Linked DNA regions of Homo sapiens: all the other regions are linked to region 1. A link is a loop called in an ENCODE intact Hi-C map of the cell type or tissue named here. Cell type or tissue: PC-3. All regions are shown on one strand. Region 1 overlaps SYCP2 (synaptonemal complex protein 2). Region 2 overlaps PHACTR3 (phosphatase and actin regulator 3). Region 3 overlaps PHACTR3 (phosphatase and actin regulator 3).

Region 1 (8,000 bases):
ACATTATTAAAATCTGCCATCCTTGCTATTAAAGTACAACTTCATTAATAACAAATGTTCATACTACAACCTGATCACTAAACAGGTTTGGCTGTGAACTGCATACATGTTGAATAGATTATTAACACTTACACTTTACCTAAATACACAATATCTTAACCTCTAAAACTTAATACAAAAATATCCAAGCATAAATTATGCATGAATCAGTGCATAATTCTTTTCAATGTAAAAGGTAGGTATAAAGAATCAGCATTTTTAATACTTTATAAATATTCTTAACATAGCTTTTGCAAACATCTAATGAATACATGAAAGGACACTTTATTTAAACTATTCTTGACCATTTCATAAAAACATGTAAGCTTTATCATTGCTAAAAACATAGCACTGAATACCTATAAGTAAACAAAAAGTGATTTTCAGAATGAAAATACTTACTTTTGGTCTAGGACTACATACCTGGAGATCTGGTCTTATTGGCATTTTGACTTCATTTAAAAAAAAAAAAAAAGCAAGACAAAATAAACACCTATAAAAGAAAACATATATTTTCTGTATCTCACAATCTGTTTCATGTGTTTATCAGTTTAAATATCTTACACACATAAATATGCATTTGTTATTTATACCAAAGGCAACATTAACTTCCTCACTAAACACCTGTTTATTAAATTACACATTTGAATATGATCAAATAAGTTTCTAGAGAAAAGCCTGAAGATCATTTAGTCAAGCTCTTCCTTTTTATAGATTACTTAAATTAATGTCAAATATCCTGCCAAAAGGTCACAAAGCTAGTTAGTGAAAGAATAACCTGGATCTCCCTTTCCAGTGATTCCCTGCTATACTTGTTCCACCTCTGAGAACAAGGAAAAAAAAAAACTCTTGAATTAATGTGCAAATGAAATTTGGGCTATTAATATTCAAGAAAGGAGGAATATGCAGATATACTAACAATGAACAGGATCAAAATATGCAAGGAAAGGAGTGAGGAAAAGATAACTCAAATGCATTTCATATGTCCACAAGAGTGTTCAGGAAAGAAAGAACTCCCAGTTTCTGGTTGAATGCTGAAATTAAGGTGAGGACCTCACTTTCCCAAAGTTATCTGGGTCCTTAAAGACCATGGGATGCAAATACAAATAACTGCCACAAATTAATATATTGCAATATGGCTAATAGAAAATATCCACCAGGTTCTAAAGAGAGATTCCATGCTTATGAAAACAGGACCAAAAATAGATTAAATCACTTCAAACAATCCTATCTTGTGTGTTTCTGACAAAGATCAAAGATAAACGTCATTGATTCTCCCTGCCATGAACACCTAAGGAATTAACATTATTTTGGTCAAGAAAATGCAAATCATTGCTGTAGTCTTCCTCAAAGCTCTGTATCCCTATTGTGTTTTGTAGAATATGCATAATTATTTGCCTGTCTTTTTTGGAACAAAGTACTAAGGTTATTCTGAGAGGAACCATGTGCCTGATAGTATTATTCATTTATAAATAATAAAGTCTGATGATTATGTTTCTTACCATCTCATTTTAATAATTATGGGAATTTTTTTTTTAAATATTGTATGTTACAAAACTCCATGTCTACAAAAAAATTTTTTTTTAATTAGCTGGGTATAGTGGTGTGTGCCTGTAATCCCAGCTACTCTGGAGGCTGGGGTGAGAAATTGCTTGAGCCTAGAAGTTGAAGGTTACAGTGAGCTATGACTACAACACTGTACTCTAGCCTAGTCAAGAGAGGGAGACTCTGTCTCTAAAATAAACAAAAAGAATGCATGTCATCATTTCTAAGGTAACCACTAAATGAGTAGTGAAAGAATACGTAACTACTAAGCTAAGTGTGAGGAGGGAGGCTGTAATGTTTTCATTTTAATCAATCCAGAGAGAGAGAGAGAAACAGAAAGAGACCCAGAAGAAGAAAGAAAAACAGACAACACAAAGTAAGGTGATAGATTAAAAGTTACATATCAATAATTACATTGAAAGTAAAATATATTAAATACTCTGAAGAAGTAAGAATGTCACCCTCCCAATATGCTGCTCTGACATATTGACTATTTTAAATTAAAGGCACTCAACAAAAAACAGCAGGTACAAGATCACTCCCACCTTCATTCTGTTTCCTAAAAGCAGGAAATGAAATTCCCATGTGAAAGATGTCCTCTCTATACCAAAAGAGAAGTAATCTTATAATTAAGGAGGGGAAGTTAAAATTAAGAAAATCTGTACAACCAAACTTTGTTAAACCCACTCCTATCTTCCTAGTCATTTCTCCACCCAATTAACTACCCTAGCCTAAGGCCTCTTTGCCTTATCTTAGTTCACAACTTACTATTCTTTGTCCAATTCAGTATATAACTGACCCTAACTACTTCTTTGGGTCTTCATGTTCTTATGAGGGATCCTGTGTCATGTAAAACATGTATTAAAGAAATTTGTGTGTTTTTCTCCAGTTGATCTGTCTATGTCAATTTAACTCTAAAAGGGAAGAGGTAAAGTTTTGCCTCCCCTACAACTCCAATTAAAAGGCAGATTGTCCTCAAAGGATCAGTGCTTGAGGGATGGATACCCCATTCTCCATAATGTGCTCATTTAACATTGCGTGCCTGTATCAAAACATCTTACATACTCCATTGACACCTACTATGTACCCACAAAAATTAAAAAGAAAAAAGTTGGATTGTCGGGTAGGTTAATCATTTTTAAAACTATATGCTGTCCAAAAATATTATATTTTAAGAGATATACCTTAAATAAAGGGCTACAAAACAGTTGGAAATAAAAAGAAAAGATAGCTACCACACAAACAAAAGAAAGCTAATAAAACTATATTACTGTTGGATTTACCATAAAAGTCCAACACAGATGGTACTGAAAAGAGAATCCAGAAACAGACCTATACACATGACTTGACTTATGATCAAGGTAGAACATAAAGCAGTAAGGAAAGGGTAAGATAATCTTTTCAATTAATCTATACTGTTCAACTGGATGTTCATAAGAAATATAACAAAACCTCACTACTTCATACCATCTCATACCATATGCAAACACCATTTCCAGGTGGAATGAAAATTGAGAACAATTAAGTTTCTAGAACATAATATATTAGAACATCTTCATGACCTGCAATAAGCAATAAGCAAGATTATAAAAAGCTCTAACCATAAAAGACAACTGATAAGTTGGACAACCTTAAAATCAGAAACTCTTGTTCAATGAGAACACATGGATACAGGGAGGGGAACAACACACACTGGTGCCTGGTGGGGCAGCAGGAGGGAGAGCATTAGGAAAAATGGCTAATGCATGCTTAGTTTAATACTTACAGGTTGATAGGTGCAGCAAACCACCATGACACACATTTTCCTATGCAACAAACCTGCACATCTTGCACATGTAGCCCAGAACTTAAAATAACCTATTGATTTTCTCAATCCATGAGCATAGGATTTAACAAAAGAAAGAACTCTGTTGGAAAACATCATTGAGAGAACAAGGCAGGCCACACAGATGAAAGTATTTTTCTCTTGTACATTATTCACATGTGTGAATATTCACAACTGTTACTAAGTTATCTGGTTATCAGTTAATGTAAACATACTCTTGGAAACATGAACTGAATAAAAGGGTCCTATTTTGGCACCTCAGCCTATTTAATGTCATAGCCTCTGACCTTCCACCTTCAAAAGAGTCTATAACTCTGACCAGTTGCCTCACTTGTTAACGTATTGCCCTGGTAACAAGGTTATAATTGACATCTTTGATTCCTAAATGTTTTAAATAGAGGGAAGATTTCCTCATCAAACAGAGGATTACTGGGACTACTACTGCTCCCAAATGCATGTAGGTACTATAATTTATTATCAATCTGTTAGATTTCTTTTTTTAAGAAAACCAGAAGTTCATGAGTGTTCATTTAGATGAAGTGAAGCAGAACAATACTGCCTGCTTTAAAACCTCACTAGTTTGTCAAAACCTCACAGAGAACTGTGGAAATAATAGCTCTGAATTTATGTTTGTCTATAGGCTCAGAATTCTTCCTAACCCCACCTCCTAGTATTAAGGAAACAAACTTTAGAAGTAACAAAAGCAGCTTCCATTCAGGAATCTGCTGGGAGACAGTCTCCAGCCAAAACAAATATGGATTGAAGGAGGAACCTTCTCCTGTAAGACAGGTTTCATAAATCCAATAAATTCCATAAGGGATGGAATTGTGCCAACTGCCTCTGTAACAAGAAGAAAAATGTTTGCTCACAGCTATGTGTGGACTCTCACTGTATTAATTTCCTAGGGTTGCCTTAACAAAGTGCCACAAACTGGATGGCTTAGAACAGCAGAAATTATCTCAGTGTGGAGGCAAGACGTCTAAAGTAAAGGGGTCAGTAGGATCATACTCCCTCTGAAAGTGCTGGAAGAAGGATCTTTAAGCTTCTGGTAGCTGCCGACATTCTTTGACTTGTGGCAGTATAAATCCACTCTCTGCCTCCTTTATCACATGGTATTCTTCCTTTTACTTTTCACATTGTCTTCTATGCATATCTGTATCCAAATTTCCCCTTTTTATAAATATATATTGGGTTAGGGCCCACCCTAATAACTTAAATAATAAGTTAATAACTTAACTTGGTTAAATGCAAAAGACCCTATTTCCAGAAAAGGTCACATTCTGAGATACTGGGAATTAGAATCTCACATATCTTTTTAGGGGAACACAATTCAACCCATAACAGTCACTACATAAAGCCCAAACTTAATATTGGAATGCCAAAAACATGGGATTCAAAGAAGAAATAAAAGTTGAGGTTTTGAATGTACTGGGTGGGGAAGGAAAACATGTCATATAAGAGCTAGTAACCAGGGCAGCCTGGGTTACCCCCTTGCACATAAGGCAGCAATGCCATTACAGGGTGACATAATTATAGAAATTTTCCTCAAATGTAGTGCCAAAATTAGCCTCTTGCTGAAATATTTTCTCCATTTCAATTAAAGTGAAACAAGTCAGATTCTGGATAACTGACAGAGACTGGTCTACTGGAAATATATACCAGAACTTTGGCATTGGACAAACAGTTTCTGAGAACATATAACTGGTACTTCCTTTCCATGGAAAACAGCTGAAGCTACAGCTGATGAAAGAACTCCAACTCCACCAAAGAATCTGACTGCACTTGAACGTAATGAGATTTGTTGAGAATGTGTCTTTGGGACTTAAAAGTTTTGGCCTTTAGACTTTTAAATTCAGAAGCACAAAAAAAGGATTCTGGACACTTAAATCTTTCAGTCCTTGGTCTTTAACTTGTAAAGGGTTTTAATCTTGCAACCTTAATGTTCCCTGAGATGTTCAAAACAGAAAATCTTTACATTCAAATTTGTTGGCATTTTACTGCTGAAACATCTTTATGTATTGCCAAATACCTTTGTTCAGTATAGTACATCAAAGGCTCTACCATATATCTAGAGATAATTTGGAATGGGAAGTAAAACAGTGACATTTCTGCCTCAGATATAGAGTGGCATTAGGTTTCAATTTTCTGTTCTAACCCAAAGTAGAATCTTCTTCCAGGGTCAACATCTAAAGTTCTTCCACAATCCAAAGAGAATACCCAAAAGAAGGTAATGGCCTCATGAAGAAAGGAAAAGAACCATCCAGATAAATCTCCTCCAAAAAACAGGTTAATAATTAAGTGAACAAAAAGCTAGGAAATGTTAGAGAGAAATACCTTTTCCCTACTCCTAGCTTCCGTGAGAAAGACTGAGTATACCATCGGCCTCTCTCTATTTCTTTAATTTACATCACCACTGAGGAGCTGGAAATATTTGATTGGTAAATTTGGGAAGGAAAATGAGCCAGGCTCAGCTCAGGCTCACCCTTTTGTTTACATGAAAACTGAAAGAGGAGTTTCATGTTGTTTTCAGTTTTGTTCCTTCTGGAAGCTCTGCCCCTGTGAGAAAGTCAGTATTTTGTTCTGTCCTTTTTTTCTGGAGTCAATACAGTAAGCTTTCTCTTCCAGGGTGGAAGGTGAAAAATGCAGGGCTGGAAAGGTCTAACTCAATTACCTTGCAGTGCCTTGGGCAGTAAGTTTGCTCAATTCTGGAGCTCAGTATTAGCAAATTCACTAGGCCAACAACCTAAACTCACACCCATGAACCTAGCCAATATAGGACTAATGAAGGTTACGTTTCTTTTCCTACTCTGTCAGAACCCAGGAAGAAAGAGGAATGCTGTTTATCAGAGGACCTTTGAGAGATTCCAGCGAGGCTCAACATAAATATCTACAGTGTTCCTTTTTATATTAGCAATAATCAGACAATTGCATTTTTTAATATAAATAACTAAAATGAATAAATCTAACAAAAAGATCTTAACAAGAGATATGAATACATGGAGTTGTTCCTATTCATTAATGGAAGGACTTAACATTATAAAACCATCAATGCTTCACTAAAATAAACATCTGAATTTCTAAACTCCAAAGCAATTCCAGTAAAAATCACAAAATAATAATTTGAGAGATTTGGCTAATTCTTTTAAAACATGTATGGAGGAATAATGCTGCTCTAATACTAAAATAACTTTTAAAATATTAGAGAAGAAAAATCACCTTATTTGATATTAAAACATATTACAAAGTCACAAGAAATAACTATAAACAGTGAAGTATTAAGAATGGAAAACAAATGGATCAATAAAACAAAACAGAATTCAAACACATAAGCATATATTGGAAGTTCATATTTGAGTCAGATGGTTTCGCAAATCGGGAAAGGTAAACTGGTCAATAAATGGTCTGGGAAAAGTGACTTGGCATGTGGAAAAAATAACATTAGAAATCTATTTTGCCATAAAAAAATAAGGTCTAGATAAATTAACTACATGAATGTAAAAAGTAAATGTTTATAAACTATTAGCAGAAAATTCAGGAGGCTATCACTAAGATGTTCCAAGAGGAAAGAATTTAAAACAAATGCACAAAACATAAAAAGTAATAGATTTTAACTTTTTGTGCATCACTGTTTGTAAAAGAGAGGCAGCATACTAGGAAGACATTTGCAATGGAATAAGAGACTAAGGATTAACATAAAAAGTATTATTATGAAGAACTTAACAAATCAAGGAGGAAAAAAAAGCAATAACCCAACAGCAAAAATGGAAAAGAAGAAGAGGTCATTCAGAAAGTAAAACTCAACTGGCTAATAAAGAAATGAAAATGCTACCTCCATGGTAATCAGAATGCTAGTAAAACAATAACCAGTCCCCTCTCCACCATCCACCATATTGGCAAAAACTAAAGAGACTGATACTACGAAGTCACAGTGGGAATAAAGGAAATTGGAAATCATGTATGTACTCCTGGTGGGAAGCAAATAACTGCACTTTGAAAAAGAGTTTGATAGCATTGGGTAAAAATGTAAACTTGAATACCATATGACACAGTAGTTCCACTTCTAATTTTACACTTTAGAGAAACTCAGAAGCACAAAGGGAATATAAAAATATTTACTGAAGCATTTCTTCTAATATCAAGAAACTGAAAACTGCCTCTGTCAGTGTGTTGGGTGAGGAGGTAAACATGAAATGTGGTGAGTGATGCAACTGAATTCAGTAGCTGAATATAATGAAGAAGATCTGTATCTCAGAATATGGTGCATCTCAAACACAATATAAAGCATAAAAAATGCAGAATGAGATAATAGAAATTCTTTATGTAAAATCTAAAGTATACTTAATAAAGGCTTATATGCACTGTTATTGATATGTGTATATCTGTGTAACACCAGAGGATACTTTATTAAAGAAGGATACAAATACTGGGCATATGAACATTGGATGATTTGCACAGGTAAAGAAAATAACCCTAGGGATAGGGAATAAAATGGACCAAAAGACAAAAAAAAAAAGAGAATTTTAATTATTTATTTAGAGGAGTGTAGTAAAGCATGGTGTCTAGACTGAGAATACAATTGATTAAATTAACT
Region 2 (8,000 bases), 140 kb before region 1:
GCTCCACCGCGTTTAAAACATCGCTCAGTGCAGGAAGCCACCTGGCCGCTGTGTGGCAACACTTGGCCCCTTCTTCTCACCCAACCTTATTTCCCCTACGGCAGCGTCCCTGACGCCAATACCATTGGCTTTGCCCATGCAGCCTCTCTACCAGCACATGGGCTCCGCGAGACCAAGTCTTCGCCTCTGTAGTTCTTACTGTGCGCACAGCTCACGAGTGCTAAGTGCAAAATAAATATCAGTTACATGAATGAGCCAGAATGGGCCAATGGGGGATTAGAGAAGCCAGTGCCTGTAAAGTACTAACAGGTGCCAGGTCCAGGGAGCCCTCATCCCTGGACTGTTTCTCCCATGGCGTGGCTCAGACCTGAGCCTCTTGTTATTTGTTCTCGAAACCCAGTGTCTGTAAGTGAACACGGATTTTGAGCTGGGGTCTGAGAGTGGGGGAAGGTAGCACTCATTGTAGAAACTCATTCTGGAAACTGCTGTCGTGAACGTGGCCCAGGCCCACCGCTGTCTGCACCGTGCAATGTGTTACATGGGGTGTCATCTGCAAGCCCTGGGTGAGGCCCCCTTTCCTCCATGGGCCTTTTGTGGGCCAAGGTCAGGATTCCTGTCTGACCCTGAGAAACTCCTTGTTGAGGGCTGGGCTCATTGCACAAACTGGCAGGTATGTCTGAGGTGCAACCTCCAGCCATTTGCAAATTGAGGCTTCTGTGTGCTGGTCCCAGGGTATAGAGTCTAGGGTCCCTGAAGCCCTGAAATCAAGTGCAGAAAGCAGTGCTTTGCTTTTGTCACATTCTCAACTGTGTCCCCAATGCTCCAGAAGTGATAGATCTCTGAGATAAAATGCTGTGGGAAAATTCAATATTGGTCATACAGAAAGTATATAAATGTTGCTTTTTGGGGGGAAAATTACTCACAGTAGGAAAGGCCTGTAAGAGTATTTTGCTTTGCCTGGTGCAGACAATGGTGAATAATGGTTGTTATTTGCTTCTCTCTGCAGTGTGTTGAGTTCAAACCCCATTCCCACTGTCTCGCCTGATACATTGTTTTCACATCTCCATGGGGTGAAAGCAGAAAGCACCAGGCAGCAAATTAATCAATTATTAATCGCAACAACTACTATTTTATTCATTTATTCATTTATTCTCCCTCTCTCCCTCTCTTTCCCCTGTTGAGGGAGGTTTGGCAGACGTTGTCTTATCCCATGTGAAAAAGAAAATTTTTGTTATCAAACGTTTTTGTGAACTTCAGTTCTCTATTAGAATGGAGAATGCATCTGCATGAGAATTTAATTTTTGGAAATGGTGGAGGCCCTATGCCCACATGCACATGCGTGCCCACACACACAGGCTTGCACATGGGGTGCCTTCGTGGGTATGCCTGGTCAGCGGTGGGTGAGCAGGGCCTTGCGCTCATTCTCCAGTCATCAAAAGCGAATTTTATGAGAAACAGTCTTTGTGTTGTCACTGCCCCAAGATTTAAGTTTTAAAACCTGTCAAGAAAAAGATGTTTGTGTTTTGTCTTTTCTCTGTGCTGAACCCAAGAGTCATGACCACACCTGTCTGGTTTTTCACAGTGTCCCAGCTCTGGGCGCAGTAGAAACACGTGATGAGGGGGAGCGAGGGACTGAGGGGCTGCTATGGGAATCCGGGCTGCAAGGGAAGAACCTACTGATGGAAGGAAGCTGACTTCTCCAGAGCCCCCCAGCTGCCTGTGCTGCTGCTCCTCCTGCAGACAGCTTCTCCCAGGTGCTCATGACAGCAAGGCTGCAGGCTAGGACTCACCACTGTGTCTCACCTGGGCCCATGTAAGGACAGCACAGGCCCTCCACTTCATCCATGCTGTAGTCTTAGTCCCTTTGAGCTGTCATAACAAAATCCCTAGACTGGGTGTCTTATAAACAACAGAAATTCATTCCTCACAGTTCCAGAGACAGGGAAGTCCAAGATCAAGGTTCTGACACGTGGGGTTTGGCAAGGCCCCACTTTCTCATAGGTGGTGCCTTCTATGTGTCCTCACATGGCAGAAGGGGCCACAGAGCTCTCTAAGGCCCCTTTCCTAAGGGTACCAATCCCATTGGTGAGGGTTCCACCTAATGATCTAATCACCTTCCAAGACCCTACCCCCCGAATACCATCACATTGGGGTTAGGCTTCAACATAGGAATTTTGGGGGACACAAACATCTGGCCCCTGGCATTGGGAATGTCACAGGGAGGGCTGTCTGTGCAGCTGGGTGGGCCTCCGTCTCTGGGGCTTACTCTGCGTAGAGAGACTTGCTGCAGGATTTGACCACCCCACGTGCCTCGACATGTTTCTTTCTAGCTCTGTGACCTTGGAAAAGTTTCTTAACCTCTCTGTGCTTCAGTTCTATCCCTTGTAAATGGGGGTGACAAGAAAGTTCTTATGAAGGTCAACAGGGGTGCTCACCGAAGTATAGCTTTGTCTCATTGTGCTCAGTGAGCGTTCTGGTTGCCGTGGTAATCAGCACTGTCACCCTCATCATCACTGTGGTTAAGGAGCATATAGGAACAAGGAAGCACTGGGCATCCACCGCTCATCAAAATACTGCCTCACAGGCATGAAGCAAAGTTTAGCTCCCAGTTTGTCAATGTTCCGTAGCTGATTTGTGCTATTCCTCATTCCTCGGCCAATTCATCAGTGAGAGTGTTGATGTCCCTGCCGCTGCATAGGTACATCTGTTCTCCATCCAGACATGCAGTTACATGTGTTTGTGTAACTGGCTGTGGTTTTGCTTGCCTGCTTAGCAAGGGACAAGGGCAAGGGGAATTAATCACCGGGGTCTATGTGCCAGGACAGGCTGGCGGGGACCTTTGGGTTGGTCAGGAGAAACAAGCCTCAAGAAGGCCTCTCGATGGCACCTGCCATGAGCCACCCGTCCCAGACCAGGTTGGGTAACCCACGGCGCCCAGCCTCAGATTACTCTGCCCATTGGGATGACCCTGGGCAGGTGGTGGCACATCTGGGCCCTGGCTGCCTTTCGGTAGCTCACAGGTGATGTCAGTGACCCCCTTGTCAGGTTGTCCTGGGGGCGGATGAGACAACGCTCATGGAGGGCCTGGCCTGTGTGGGCACATGGCGCTCACGTGGTAGCCCTGCTGCCAAGGTTTTCTGAGGGTGTGTCCCAGCGGCAAAAGAAAAAAATCTGATATTTGTACATTATTTATTTATAAACTATACATTAGGGGTACCATGCTAATATACTGTGTACTTTATAAAATATACATGCAAGATAGTAATAAAAGGTGACCCGAGAGAGTGACTATGTACATATTAATATGTTCTAGCACAGCCTGCCCCACTGTGTCCTAGGAGTAAGGCCCTAGGAAGTATATTTCAGCAAGCACAGGGGGGTTCTAGTGCTGGTGCAGGAGTGAAAGAGTAAATCCTAGCCCCCACAATCCCATGAGTCAATTCCAGTCAGCTAGGCGGTACAAGAGTAAAGGGACATACGGGATTTCCCGGCTTTATAGATTTTTTTTAAAGCTTCTTAAGACACACCCTTGCTATGTATTCAGCAAGTACTATATGTCCCAATCTAGGCCTCAAGGATTCTAAGGAGAAACTAGACACAGTCTCCAACCCTCTAGGAGCTCATGACTGACCTTAAAAGCTGATGTTCACCATAAACTCAACAACGCAAAAGAGGGCTGGGTCGGGAGTTGAAAGGTGTATTAGTCCGTTTTCACACTGCTGATAAAAACATACCTGAGACTGGGTAATTTATAAGGAAAAAGAGGTGGTTGTTTTTTTCATTTTGTTTTGCTTTGTTTTTTGTTTTGTTTTTTCTAAGACAGAGTCTTGCTCTGTTGCCCAGGCTGGAGTATCGTGGCACGATCTTGGCTCACTGCAACCTCCACCTCCGGAGTTCAAACAATTCTCCTGCCCCAGCCTCCCAAGTAGCTGGGATTACAGGTGCATACCACCATGCCTGGCTAATTTTTGTATTTTTAGTAGAGGCAGAGTTTCACCATGTTGGCCAGGCTGGTCTGGAACTCCTGACCTCAGGTGATCCACCCACCTCGGCCTCTCAAAGTGCTGGGATTACAGGTGTGAGCCACCACACCCAGCCAGAAAAAGAGGTTTAATGGACTTACAGTTGCACCTGCCTGGGGAGGCCTCACAATCATGGTGGCAGGCAAGAGAGAATGAGAACCACGCAAAAGGAGTTTTCCCTCATAAAACCACCAGATCTCATGAGACTTATTCACTACCACGAGAAAAGTATGGGGGAAACCACCCCCATGATTCAATTATCTCCCATTGGGTCCCTCCCACAACACTTGGGAATTATGGGAGCTACAATTCAAGATGAGATTTGGGTGGGGACACAGCCAAACCATATCAAAATCCTAAGACAAATGTGTGACGCCAAGAATGTGGTGACACGGGCATTTGATGACATGGAGAACGTTACACGGAGAGAGGCAACACTCAGGCAGTTCCTGGTACTGTCTAAATGTAAAGAAAGCCTTCTTTGCAGGCTCCGGGATCCTTTCCCCAGTAGACATACTTGTAAAAAGTGAATGCTAACGTGTTATTTGAATGCCATTTTAAGTGTGGGGAGGGTGTACTGAAAGGCTTCGTGCAGTGTATGCTTCTGTAAAGTGAAGAGCCACCTGCAGCGAGTGAGGACTCCCCCACAGTCGTCTCCATGGTGACTTCACAGAACAGCAGGCAGCCCCTGCCTTTTCTTGAAAGTTGGGGCTAGAGATTTGAAAGGCTGTGGAAACCCAGCCACTCCCTGCACTGACACCAGATGGCGCTGGAGATGCTCGCTGGGATGCAGGATGCTTGTGAGAACCTGGTCTCAGGACGACCTGGTGGGCGTCTTGCAGCGGAGGCAGGTCTGGCCCAGGGTGGTTCTGGCTGAGCACCAAGCAGCAGAGCTCTCAGAGTGGGAACGCACAGCCCCAGTGACAATCAGCTGAAACAGGGCTGCCCCCCGCCCCGCCCCACCCCGGCCCTTTTTTTTGTTTGAGCTATTATTTCCCATCAAGTACCTTGATAAGCACTTTTCATGCATTTTATTGCCTAAGTCCCTTGACAAGGTGATAAGACAGCTGCTATTACCGCTTTTTTTGTTTGTTTGTTTGTTAACAGTAGAGGAAAATGAGGCAAAGAGAGGGGATGAAACTTGCCCATTTTGAATCCAGGGCTTTCCAGCTCCACAGCACATGACTGTAGCCTACTGTTCGTCCAATGCGTAAGCACATCATAGGTGCCAGGCACTGCCCTGGGTGCTGTGGACACAGTGATACAAGCCAGGGTCCCAGCCCGCAGGTGCCTGCAGCAAGGGGGAGGCAGGAGCCCCCAGGAGGTGATTTCAAGATTGGGGCATGAGCACCAGATGGACACAGGCAAAGAGTACTCTGTGATTTGTGCATCTGAAAGCAGCTGTTCTGGGCCAGCCGTGTGCTCTTAAAAGCATTGGTAGGAACTGTATCCGTCTCCCTGGGGCCTGGGCCTCTGCACTTTGCAGGCTCCGCAAGGGTGAAGGTCAATCTTGTGTGTCCTCTTGGCTGAGCTGTTCCACCCAGCTATTGAAATGCTAGTCTGCATGTTGCTGTGAAGGTATTTTGTAGATGTGGTTGTCACCTGCAGTCGGTGACTTTAAGGGGCTTTGAGTGGCCCTCTCCAGTCAGTTAAAGGTTTGAGAATAAATTGGAGTTTCCCAGAGAAGAGGAAATCTTGCCTCAAGACTGCGGAATCCACTCCAGCCGCTGGCCTGCCCTCCAAATCCAGGACTGTACAGCCCCCGCAATCGCATGAGTCAATTCCTTAAAATAAATGTCTTAAAACACACACATATGCACATATATGTGTGTGTGTGGATGTATATATATATATATGTGTATATATAGAATGTGTATGTACAAACATGTATGTGTATGCATATGTATATGTGTGTGTGGTGTGTGTCTATCCCATTGCTTCTGTGTCTCTGGAGAGCCCTGACCCAAACACCAGGTGACTCTCAAGAGCTGCCAGGGTGGAGAACCAAAGCTTTAAAATGAGGAGTCCTGGTCATCAAGGTAAAGGCTTTCCACATAGGGACAGCTTGAGCCTGGGCGTGGAGATGAGACGCGTGAGGTGCACAGGGTAGCGTGGTTGTTGCATAGCCCAGTGTGAGACCTAGGGACTGGCCAGGGAGAGAGACCTTTATTCACCCTGTAAAGAAAGCTGGAATTCAAAAGACACCAAAGTGTGAAGCCTCTGAGGGTTGTCCCAAGTCACTCACCTCCTGGCTATGTGGCCTTGGGCTACACTGTGGGACGTTGTCATCTGCAAAATAGGAAAACTAAATCCTAGCACCTGCCTTATAGGGCTGCGGGGAGATGACATGGGAAACGCATTCAAAGGCTGCCTCTGGGCCTGGCATACCGCAAGGGCTCATTCAATCTTGGCTGCTCTTGCTGCCACTGGTGGGAAGCAGTGTGGGATCTCCTGCAGCTGAACTGATCTTTCTGGAGTGCAGACCTGATGCCGTCTGTCATGATTCAAGCCTTGGAAAGGGCCCCAGGACTTTCCGAGGGTGGGAGGGTGGGCTCCAGAGAAAAGACAGGGAGGGGCCATGAGGAGGCTCAGGCAGGAGGGGATGGGGTCTGCAGGGAGTGTCAGAGTCAGCTCCAGCTGCCGTAACAGGATACCACAGAGTGGATGCCTGAAACGACAGACGTTTGTTTTCTTACCATTCTGGAGGCTGAAAGTCCAAGAACAAGGTGATTTCCAGTGAGGCCTCTCTCTGTGTCTTTATAGGGCCGTTCCCCTGTGTGCTGGTTGGTGAGAGTGGGTGATGAGTACTCTGGCCTCTGTTTCCTCTACAGGGACACCAGTTCCATCAGATCAGGGCCCCGCTCTTGCAACCTCCTTTAACCTTAGTTACCTCCTTACAGGCCCTACCCACAAATACAGTCACATTGTGGGTCAAAGCTTCAACTTGTGAATTCTGGGGCAGAGCGGTGGTACACAGGTGAATCATAATGTGGGAGACTGAGGCAGAGAGGAGAAACTGGCAGGAGCTGGGGAGTGGGGATGGTGCTGCTGGACTCCATTCTTGCAGCTGTGGGCCCCTGGCTGCAAGAGAAAGCGCAGAGGGGAGGAAGCGGGAGATGATTCGCCAGCGACCTGAGTTGACTAGAGAGGGGCCCTGCCCAGCTCCACGCTGACAGGGACCATATAGTCAGTCAAGAGCGTTTATTGAGCACCTCCTGCATGCACTGTGAGGAAAGCCAAGTCACATCCACAGAGGAAGGCCGTGGTCAGCAGCACCAGCATCTGTCCAGTGGGTGTGTCCCTGGCATGTTGCACCAGCACAGCGTGTGAGGTCCGATCCTTAAAGCTGCTTCATTTTGTTTTCCAGCAGCCCTCTGCATCCCCTGCTTCTGCATCCCCTACTTCATTTTGTTTTCCAACGGCCCTCTGCATCCCCTGCTTCTGGTTTTCCAACGGCCCTCTGCCTCCCCTGCATCCCCAGGTAGCACTAGACTTTTCTGTTTATTTGCAGGTAGTGAACTGCCACTGAGTCTGAGTCGTAAACACTGTTTGGATTCAGAGGTCAGAATATCCTTCCCCTGTGATGCTCAAACTTCTGAGTCAGTTCGGTGTTTTGCCAGCTCCCTCCTCAACTGAGCCCCTCTGTGGCAGGAGGCCTGGGGCTGGGATCCTCCCCTTTGCCCTGCTCATTCCCCAGCTTCTGCGTGTGTGCCCCCAGGGAGTGCAGGCTAGCCTGGTGTCTGGGGGCCTTGGCTGGGCTCTGAGCTCTGTGTGGCCATTCAGTTTGCCCACTTGGGTCCCAGTCTGTGGGGCTGGCACCTGCTGGAGGTTCAATTTCCCTTCAAAAAAGGTCATGGTGATCCCTCTGAGAATTACTTTGAGAACCTGACAACTCAATGATGTGAGATTGCCTACTCCAAGGCCCTTCTGTGGGGGACAGCGAGGGCTGCTGTGGCCTCCTGCTCCTCTCTCTTTAAG
Region 3 (8,000 bases), 77 kb before region 1:
AATAGAATGTACCTCAAGTAAGAATGCTGCCTGCTCCCATTATTTCCTTTAGGACTTGGTGAAAGGTGATATGTATGGTAACAATATCGGTTTATTTAAGTAGTTAATGCATATTTAACAAAAATAAGCCTCAAGGCAATGAAAGTAATTTTTCTGTGTATTTAATTCCCCTCTAATATTCAGAATTCCTCCAATTTATAGAACTCACCTGTTTATACTTACAGATTTTTGTGAAATTAGTCACTCCCCACCTTCACATTTACTTTTTCCTATCGTAAATTATTAGTCACATCTTTAACACAGCCAGCGTTCTCCTAAAGCTGAGTATTTGTTTCCTCAGTAAATATTTGAGTAAGTGCTGAGAATGCAATAGTGAATATGATAAAGGAGGCTCCCATCTTCATGGAGTTTATGTCCCATTGGGAATATATTGGCTGATTCTCCCATAATCAAGACTTTTCCCATTAAGATGAATATATTCTCTGTCTATGCTATGATATGCAAGGGATGACACTGGGCTTCTTAGTGATGACGAAGTTGGGAAAAGATTTAACTCTCTTTACTTATTGAACTGCATATTTTTTCAGTATTTCCCCCCACTTCTTTTCCATGGCCATGACCGGTAGTAATTATGTGAAGTTCTCAAACATCTCTGATTCTAAAGCAGATGACTGTGATGCAACAAGCCTTCAACTGTATCAGTTGCTTTGTCTTCTCCTTTATCTGAAGATGCTCAAGGCCCACATACAAAGAGAAAGGAAATCCTGCATATAGATACTGCCTTAAACTAAAATAATAGCTTTAGTTTTCTGTTTGTTCCAAAGTGGCCACTGCAATTGTTATCTGAAAGATTTACTCTGTAAGATTAATGTGGCTATAGAACAGAAACTAAGTACAATGGAATTCCACCTTAACCAATGGTTTTAGGGTGAATATATCAAGGGGAAGGGAAAGTTGGATGAATAGGAAAAAATTATGCAAAGAGTTTGTTTTTTAAGGTTCCCTCCCATGACTAACATACTTTTGGGGAGGAATAGGTCATATGGAGGAATAGGTCATATGAATGTTTAGGAAAAACAGTTTCAGTAAATCATGCACAATTACATTTAATGTTCATTCTGTCTTAAATAGAATGAATACATATTCTATATATTGCAATCTCAATTTTGTACATTTTCCGATTATACATTATTAAATGTTTAGTAAAGATGTTTATTGTCCTAAGTTGATAGCTTTCTAAAATAATGACTCTAATACTTAAAATGTGGTATAAAGACCCTAAAATTATTTCAACAATTCAAGAGTCAGAACGGTATTTTTGGTTATGAGATTTTAAGAGTTTTAAAATTACTATGAACATATTACTCTACAAAAAGTCATAACTCTACTATAATTTTCAATAATTTATTAACAAATTCATCATTTCTACTGATTTAGCAAAGCCCTGGCCTTTCTGTGTACTTCAAGGGCTTTTAACTCACAGGTTTAAAACTAAGTTCTAGATAGTCCTAAGAATTCAGCATATAACAGGGGCCTGAGAGTGGGGAGCCCTCTGAGACTCTACCCTATTTTAACCAGAGTAGCTCCATCCTCATGTTTTACATATGGGACTTCTGAGAATCTTTTTAATAGCAGCAAATTTATTTGTATAAGGTTTTTGGCTATTTTAACTGCTAGAAATGAATAACCTTAAATTCTTTGTCTTTTTTATAATCTCTAGATTCCACAGGCCATAGAGATTTTCTTCTGAGAAGAATTTGTGTTTAATTTTTTGATACCAACACTGAACATTCATCAGGGAACTTTCCTGAAGTTCAGCTCAAGACTACCCTACCTGCTGTGTTTGTGAGAAGAGTAGGATCACACACACAGGTGCAATCTTGACCACACTTACCTGCAAGAGGAGTAACCAGAGGACACACTTCCTTCCTTCTTTGGTGTCTGAGGAGTGTGAACTGTTGGGGTCAGTTAAGACCCAACATAACTCTATCAGAAGAAAACTGTTGTTTGCCTTTCAACCTTGTTTTACAGTTCTGCAGTGTAATGGAGGACGGGCAACGTGCATGTGCAGGCTCACCACTCCCAGGCCTCTGACATGAGGGACATGTGACAGTGTCATTCAGTATTATGTTCAAAAGACATTTTTATCCTGATCATAATTAATTTGAAAACTCTTTAAGTTCATGTTATACAAGATGATTTACTGTATTATACTTTTCCTTTTTTATATAATGTCTAACAAAAAATACAGCTGCAACATTTTGATTCCTGTTAATTTTGTTCTTTAATTAAATGACTACTTATTGCAGGAAATTAACCCAGGCTTTACATTTTCTTGTGGTTGGGATGAGTGGTACTTTAGAACAGGGATCTGTGAAACAAGTCAATTTTTACTTGTGAACGATCAGAATCCAAACACATGAATGAGAATTCCAACTTTTTATGTGTTTGGTTTGTGCCTTAGAAAATCAAATTGAGTGCCTTTAACCAAGAAATAAGCAATAATTTGTTGAAAAATTCTATCAAAATGAAAAGTATGCCTCTTTAGAGTATTTTTAAGCTCACCTCTGCAAACACTGTTAAAGAAAGGAAATTTACCCCAGCACAAAGGTGAAAATCTTGGCACAAAGGGGGAAACTAACAATACATGTTCCCTGAAAAATATTTTTAATTGGCTTTCAAATAAGTGTCCTTACAGAGATGAGCCTTCCCTCCTCCTTCCCTCCTGGTATACTGGTGAGGCAGGAAGCACAGTAACTTGGAGCATGACTTTCAGAGCTTGCAGAACTTGTGCACAAATCCAAGCTCTGTGCTATTCAACAAGTTACTTGTTTTTTCTATAGTATGGTCATATCTCTCTCACACAACATTGCTGTAGTATCTAAATAAGACAAAGTAGCTAAAGTGCTGGCACATTGCTGAGGACGTTCTGGGAATCCAATAAATGTTAGCTACTGATATGGTTGCCAGGTAGCACCTGGAGCAACTGAGTGTCCTCTATGACTTCTTGCCACATATGCTACCTCATTGCTTTCCACTATTTTTCCTTTTCTACTTAAGACTGCTACTGGGTCAGACGCCCACAGAAACTGCCAAGTCTTTATGTTAGCACTTTGTCCAAAGTGACTTATGATCAGTCCTAGAGACTAGCAAAACACACTATTCATTGAATTATAGTTTTTTTTAATAAGAAATTGTTATGGTAGAAAAATTCCAGCTCTACCTCTTAGCTGCTCTGTAACCTTCTGTGAATCAGTTGACTTCTCTGAGCCTCAATTTGTTTGTGAAATGTATCTAAATCCTTTCTAATTAGAAGTCAGTTAAATTTAAAGGATTTGATATATATATATATATATACATTATATATTTTCTGTTATTCATAACCCATTATTTGTAGCCAAAACTTTACCTCTTTTCTATCTTAAGCAACATATTAGAAGCTCTCTGTATTTAATATTCAATTTAAAATATTAATGGGAGCCCAAATTATGTAAAACTAAGATTTCAATTTCCCTCACATAGAAATATTAATATATTTACTATGAAACAGAAAAGGAAAAGGTGCTACTGTTTAGAAACCACCTTGGCCCCCAAAGTACAAAAGATCAGTACTGCTTAACAAAAGAACCAGGCAGATCCTATAGTTAGAAATGACCTGGTTAGATGGGACATATATTTAGTTTTTTCCCCAAGTCCCATAACTAGTGGATAATAAAACTAAAAAGGTAAAGTGCAGGATAACCAAAGGAGGGTTTGGACTGGTTCAGACTCAAAGGTTCTAAGATATCCTAAAACCAGCAGACATATTCACTTAAATCAAAATTTGTGGCAATAGTATCTAACTTCTACCATTGTGTTTTTATTATGCACAAACTATTACTCTATACTTACATATTTCATGTTCTTATCAGGTATTATAAGGGTTAAGAGATAAACTAAAATTGAATCAAGTATATTTACTCTCCACCTGCACATCACAACTATCAAGTTAGAGGAATAAAATTAAAAAGCAATTCACAAGTCATATTACACTGATGACATACATGTATATGTACACGCATTTGCATATATTTATAATTTGAAGAGAAAGTTTATATACTTAACAGCCAACAGATTTAGAAAAAACTATTTGTCCTACTGAATAACAGTATATATGAATTATCAGAATTCTTCATTACTAGTATTCAATAATGAGCTTTTTATGCAATAAATTTACAAATCATTTGCCCCTATTTTCAGAAAAAATTATTAAAGCAACCATGAATATTTAAATCATAAGTTCTGTTTTTAAGGAGTTCAAAACATTTTTACAAGCATGTTAGTAATTTAGTGAGAGGAAATTAAATATCTTCTAGAAACATCTAGTAACTTTTAAGCTAATGTAATAGAGGAAATACTACATTATATGACTTTGTAAAAAGTATTTCTAAAAAAATTTAAAGGGGGCTGGGCATGGTGGCTCATGCCTGTAATCCCAGCACTTTGGGAGGCCGAGATGAGTGGATTGCTTTAGTCCAGGAGTTCGACACCAGCCTGGGCAACATAGCGAAACTCCATCTCTACAAAACAAAAAATTAGCTGGGCATGGTGGTATGCGCCTGTAGTCCCAGCTACTAGGGAGGCTGAGGTGGCAGGATCACTTGAGCCCGGGAGGTTAAGGCCATAGTGAGCCGTGATTGCACCACTGCACTCCAACCAGGGCAACAGAGCAAGACCCTGTCTCAAAAAATATAAAAATAAAATAAAGAGACTTTGAAATCATATCACCTAAGTAATTTTTTGACAATTGAAATGGTGGTGGGAGCGGGGAGGAAGAACCTAACATCAAGACATCCACCTTGTGGAAAGATATGGTAATTACAGGCCTACATTTATTATACATTGGAAGTAAAGTCAAAGTTTTTAGCTATGTACCTACAGTCCTTCAACAACAAATTCAAGCTCAGAAATGCAAAATCCTAATCGTACTATTAAAACTGCTATTACTATATGCTTCCGATACCCATTTGTCTAGTTTTTTTCCAGAGACCTTTTTCTCCATTTTTCATATGAAAACATCTCAGAAGATATTCGTAAGCAAGTGAACATATGAAACTGAATATATGAAAAATATTTTCAAAAAGTAGATTTCTATAAATCCCATTTGCTTATTTAGCTGCAAATTTATTTACAGTGATGATACTAGGAACATACTACTAGTTCAAACAAAAAATGTTTGTTCGAATGAACAACAGAAAGTACTGGTTAGCAGTTCCATAGTTCTATGAAAATAGAGCAGTATTTTTAAAGTAATAAAAATTTTCTTAAAAAACCTTTTCAAAGTTTTTAATCTCAACTGTAAATCTTAAAGATATAAATGGGGAAATTCTAAAAATTCAGTTTTCTTACTAAGCAATGGGAGGAAAGAAATCTGGATATATGGTACATATGACAATAATTTAATGTTTCAAGTTGCAGACATGTTACATATGTGTATTATTCCTTTCTAAATGCAGTTTATTATCCCTTCTCAAAAATACATACACTGAATGTATTACTACAATTCAGGTGTGTTCCCTAAAAGACTGGTCTATACCACCAGTCCATTCTCTGCTTTCCAGATAGCCTACTTCTTAATTATAATGGTGACACCTGATGTGGCAGAAAGCACAATCTCCAGAACCACCTATCATCTTGCTTCAATTTTTACATTCCAAGTTAGATTTGTTTGTTGATATTATTTGCTGGTATTTTATTTTGCTCAAAATTCTACTTGTTTATTCATAGCATATATGATTCTTCCATACTTTAAGTTTTAATTAGATAAGAAACTTATACACTAACTGTATGTGGTTTAACTGTTAATAGGTGGTAACAGAATGGTTAAAGAACTAACTCCAGCAACTGTGAAGCTCAACACTAGGCACTGAACTCAGAGTTGGCAGAATTTGTCACTGTAGACTACAAATTTCATGTTGAATTAAATGCTGTATGAAAACCACTCCATCTATTATTCATTTAAAGGATCTGCTGGCCTTTTAAGTTGGTGTTGGCCATCCATAATACTACGATTTGGTGGCAATGAGATCACTACAGTAATGGCTGTAGAATTTAGTATTTAGGTTTCTGCCTAGCTATACTAACGTAAAATTTCTTCTCTTCCATGTCCTTTTCCATGTGTACTTCTGGGACAGTTACCACCTTACAGCTCTATTTGGTTGAGGACATGCGGTAAACCTACACCAGGGTGTTAGATTACAATCCAGGTAAGAAATTTAAGTCATTAGCTACAATGATCATTTATTTTTAATATGTTTAAAATAGAACAATCAAGAATTTTAGCTATATTAATTAATATACTCATTAGCCTCTGCTATGCAAAATTGATTTAAATCACTATTTCTGTGAAACAGTAAGATAAACTAAGGAAAAATTTTATAATAAAGAACAGAGAGTTCTGATCTATAAGATTTCCCTTCCGAACTTGAAGTCTGCAAACTACAGCCCACAGACCAAATCTGGCCAGCCCCTGCCCTTTTAGTGGCCAGTAAGCTAAGAATGGTTTTTATATATTTAAATGGTTACAATTGAAATGATTATAATAAGCACCGACGTGATACTCTGAAATTTGCCTTCTGGGCCACAAAGCCTACGACATTTTCTGTATAGCCCCTCAGGACAAACTTTGCTAGATCTTGCTCTGAACTTAAAAAATTTAAATAAACATATAATAGAACATTTTAGAAATGAATTACACAGAAGTCAAATAGCTAAATTGTTTTTAAATAAGCTTAAAACCTTTTAACTTCAAATCTATTCCAAATTTCAATACTCATTTATAAACCCAATTGTCTTTGTATTTGACTTGTACAAAATGTACATCAAATTAGGTAAATAAAGCCTCATCATTATTAAAGGCAAGTGTTTCATTAGTGTGACTTCCACTCCTCCAAGTTCCTTTTATTTAAAATTGTTGCTATCACAGCATAAGCTAAAAGTATATTATCTAAAGCTCAAGATGGTACAACATATTGATGTCACTCAACACACCTGTATTCCTAAAATGTTGTTCTCCTGTAGACGTCAATTCAGAATATTTTCATGCGCCTTTAAATAGAAAAACTAAAGCTAACCATTACAAATACATTGTCTTAACAATGAAGTCTATGTACATTTGATTTGCCTATATGATTCCTCTAAGGGTCCAATGAAATGGAAATCTGTATGATTCTGCATGACATTAAAAGCACACATATCCTCATTTTTAAGTAGGGAGTTCATCTCTGTTTTGAGGTGGGCATTCTGGTGAAAACTGAAAAACCTGCTAGACATATTCTAAAAGAGCTGTAACACCATGGAAGGGTTCATTTATTACTCATTTGTGTATCTAGACTTGAGCTCAGTGCATATCATATAATAGATGTTCAAATGGCTGGTTAATACTTTATCAATTACAATGAAAATGCTGACACCATATAGGACTTGAATTTTAGGAGACACATTAGTTCGCTTTGAACTTAGTAAATTCCTACTTAAAACTGCCGTATTGGCCGGGCGCGGTGGCTCACGCCTGTAATCCCAGCACTTTGGGAGGCCGAGGCGGGTGGATCATGAGGTCAGGAGATCGAGACCATCCTGGCTAACAAGGTGAAACCCCGTCTCTACTAAAAATACAAAAAATTAGCCGGGCGCGGTGGCGGGCGCCTGTAGTCCCAGCTACTCGGGAGGCTGAGGCAGGAGAATGGCGTGAACCCGGGAAGCGGAGCTTGCAGTGAGCCGAGATTGCGCCACTGCAGTCCGCAGTCCGGCCTGGGCGACAGAGCGAGACTCCGTCTCAAAAAAAAAAAAAAAAAAAAACAACAAAAAAAAAACTGCCGTATTCATTACTTTGTTCATTCACATTGTTGTAAGCCTACTTTTCCAGACACTCTTTTAGCTTCTGAAAATTGTGATGAATAAGACATACAAGTTTCCTACCACACAGAATTTACAGAAGTGGAGTTTGTGGAGGCAAGGCAGAA

What was found. Hi-C counts contacts between places; a loop is a spot of excess contacts. Peaks named below come from ENCODE experiments on the same cell type or tissue, not always from the same donor. Only the 100,000 strongest peaks of a DNase experiment are listed, where the experiment ranks them.
Region 2: a loop joins it to region 1, with 4 times the contacts of the local background. A loop is called at or near these places in 10 of 110 quality-filtered maps.
Region 3: a loop joins it to region 1, with 2.9 times the contacts of the local background. A loop is called at or near these places in 2 of 110 quality-filtered maps.

Annotation. Positions count from the first base shown.
Region 1 is chr20:59,921,928-59,929,927 of GRCh38, forward strand. It overlaps SYCP2 (synaptonemal complex protein 2), which reads right to left. Exons shown (of 45, transcript NM_014258.4): 3 at 463-532. The coding sequence starts at 486. Among named protein-coding and RNA genes, the nearest start is that of SYCP2, 7.7 kb to the right of the region's middle. In PC-3, no CTCF peak of the experiment used is centred here; a DNase peak (open chromatin) is centred at 4,224; H3K4me3 peaks cover 411 bases; H3K27ac peaks cover 531 bases.
Region 2 is chr20:59,778,454-59,786,453 of GRCh38, forward strand. The region is part of intron 7 of PHACTR3 (phosphatase and actin regulator 3); the gene reads left to right. Among named protein-coding and RNA genes, the nearest start is that of SYCP2, 150 kb to the right of the region's middle. In PC-3, CTCF peaks have their summits at 4,782 (motif pointing right) and 4,986; a DNase peak (open chromatin) is centred at 4,788.
Region 3 is chr20:59,845,395-59,853,394 of GRCh38, forward strand. It overlaps PHACTR3 (phosphatase and actin regulator 3), which reads left to right. Exons shown (of 13, transcript NM_080672.5): 13 at 1,721-2,317. The coding sequence ends at 1,736. It also overlaps the pseudogene RNU7-141P. Among named protein-coding and RNA genes, the nearest start is that of SYCP2, 84 kb to the right of the region's middle. In PC-3, a CTCF peak has its summit at 4,840 (motif pointing left); DNase peaks (open chromatin) are centred at 297 and 4,827; H3K4me3 peaks cover 792 bases; H3K27ac peaks cover 1,490 bases.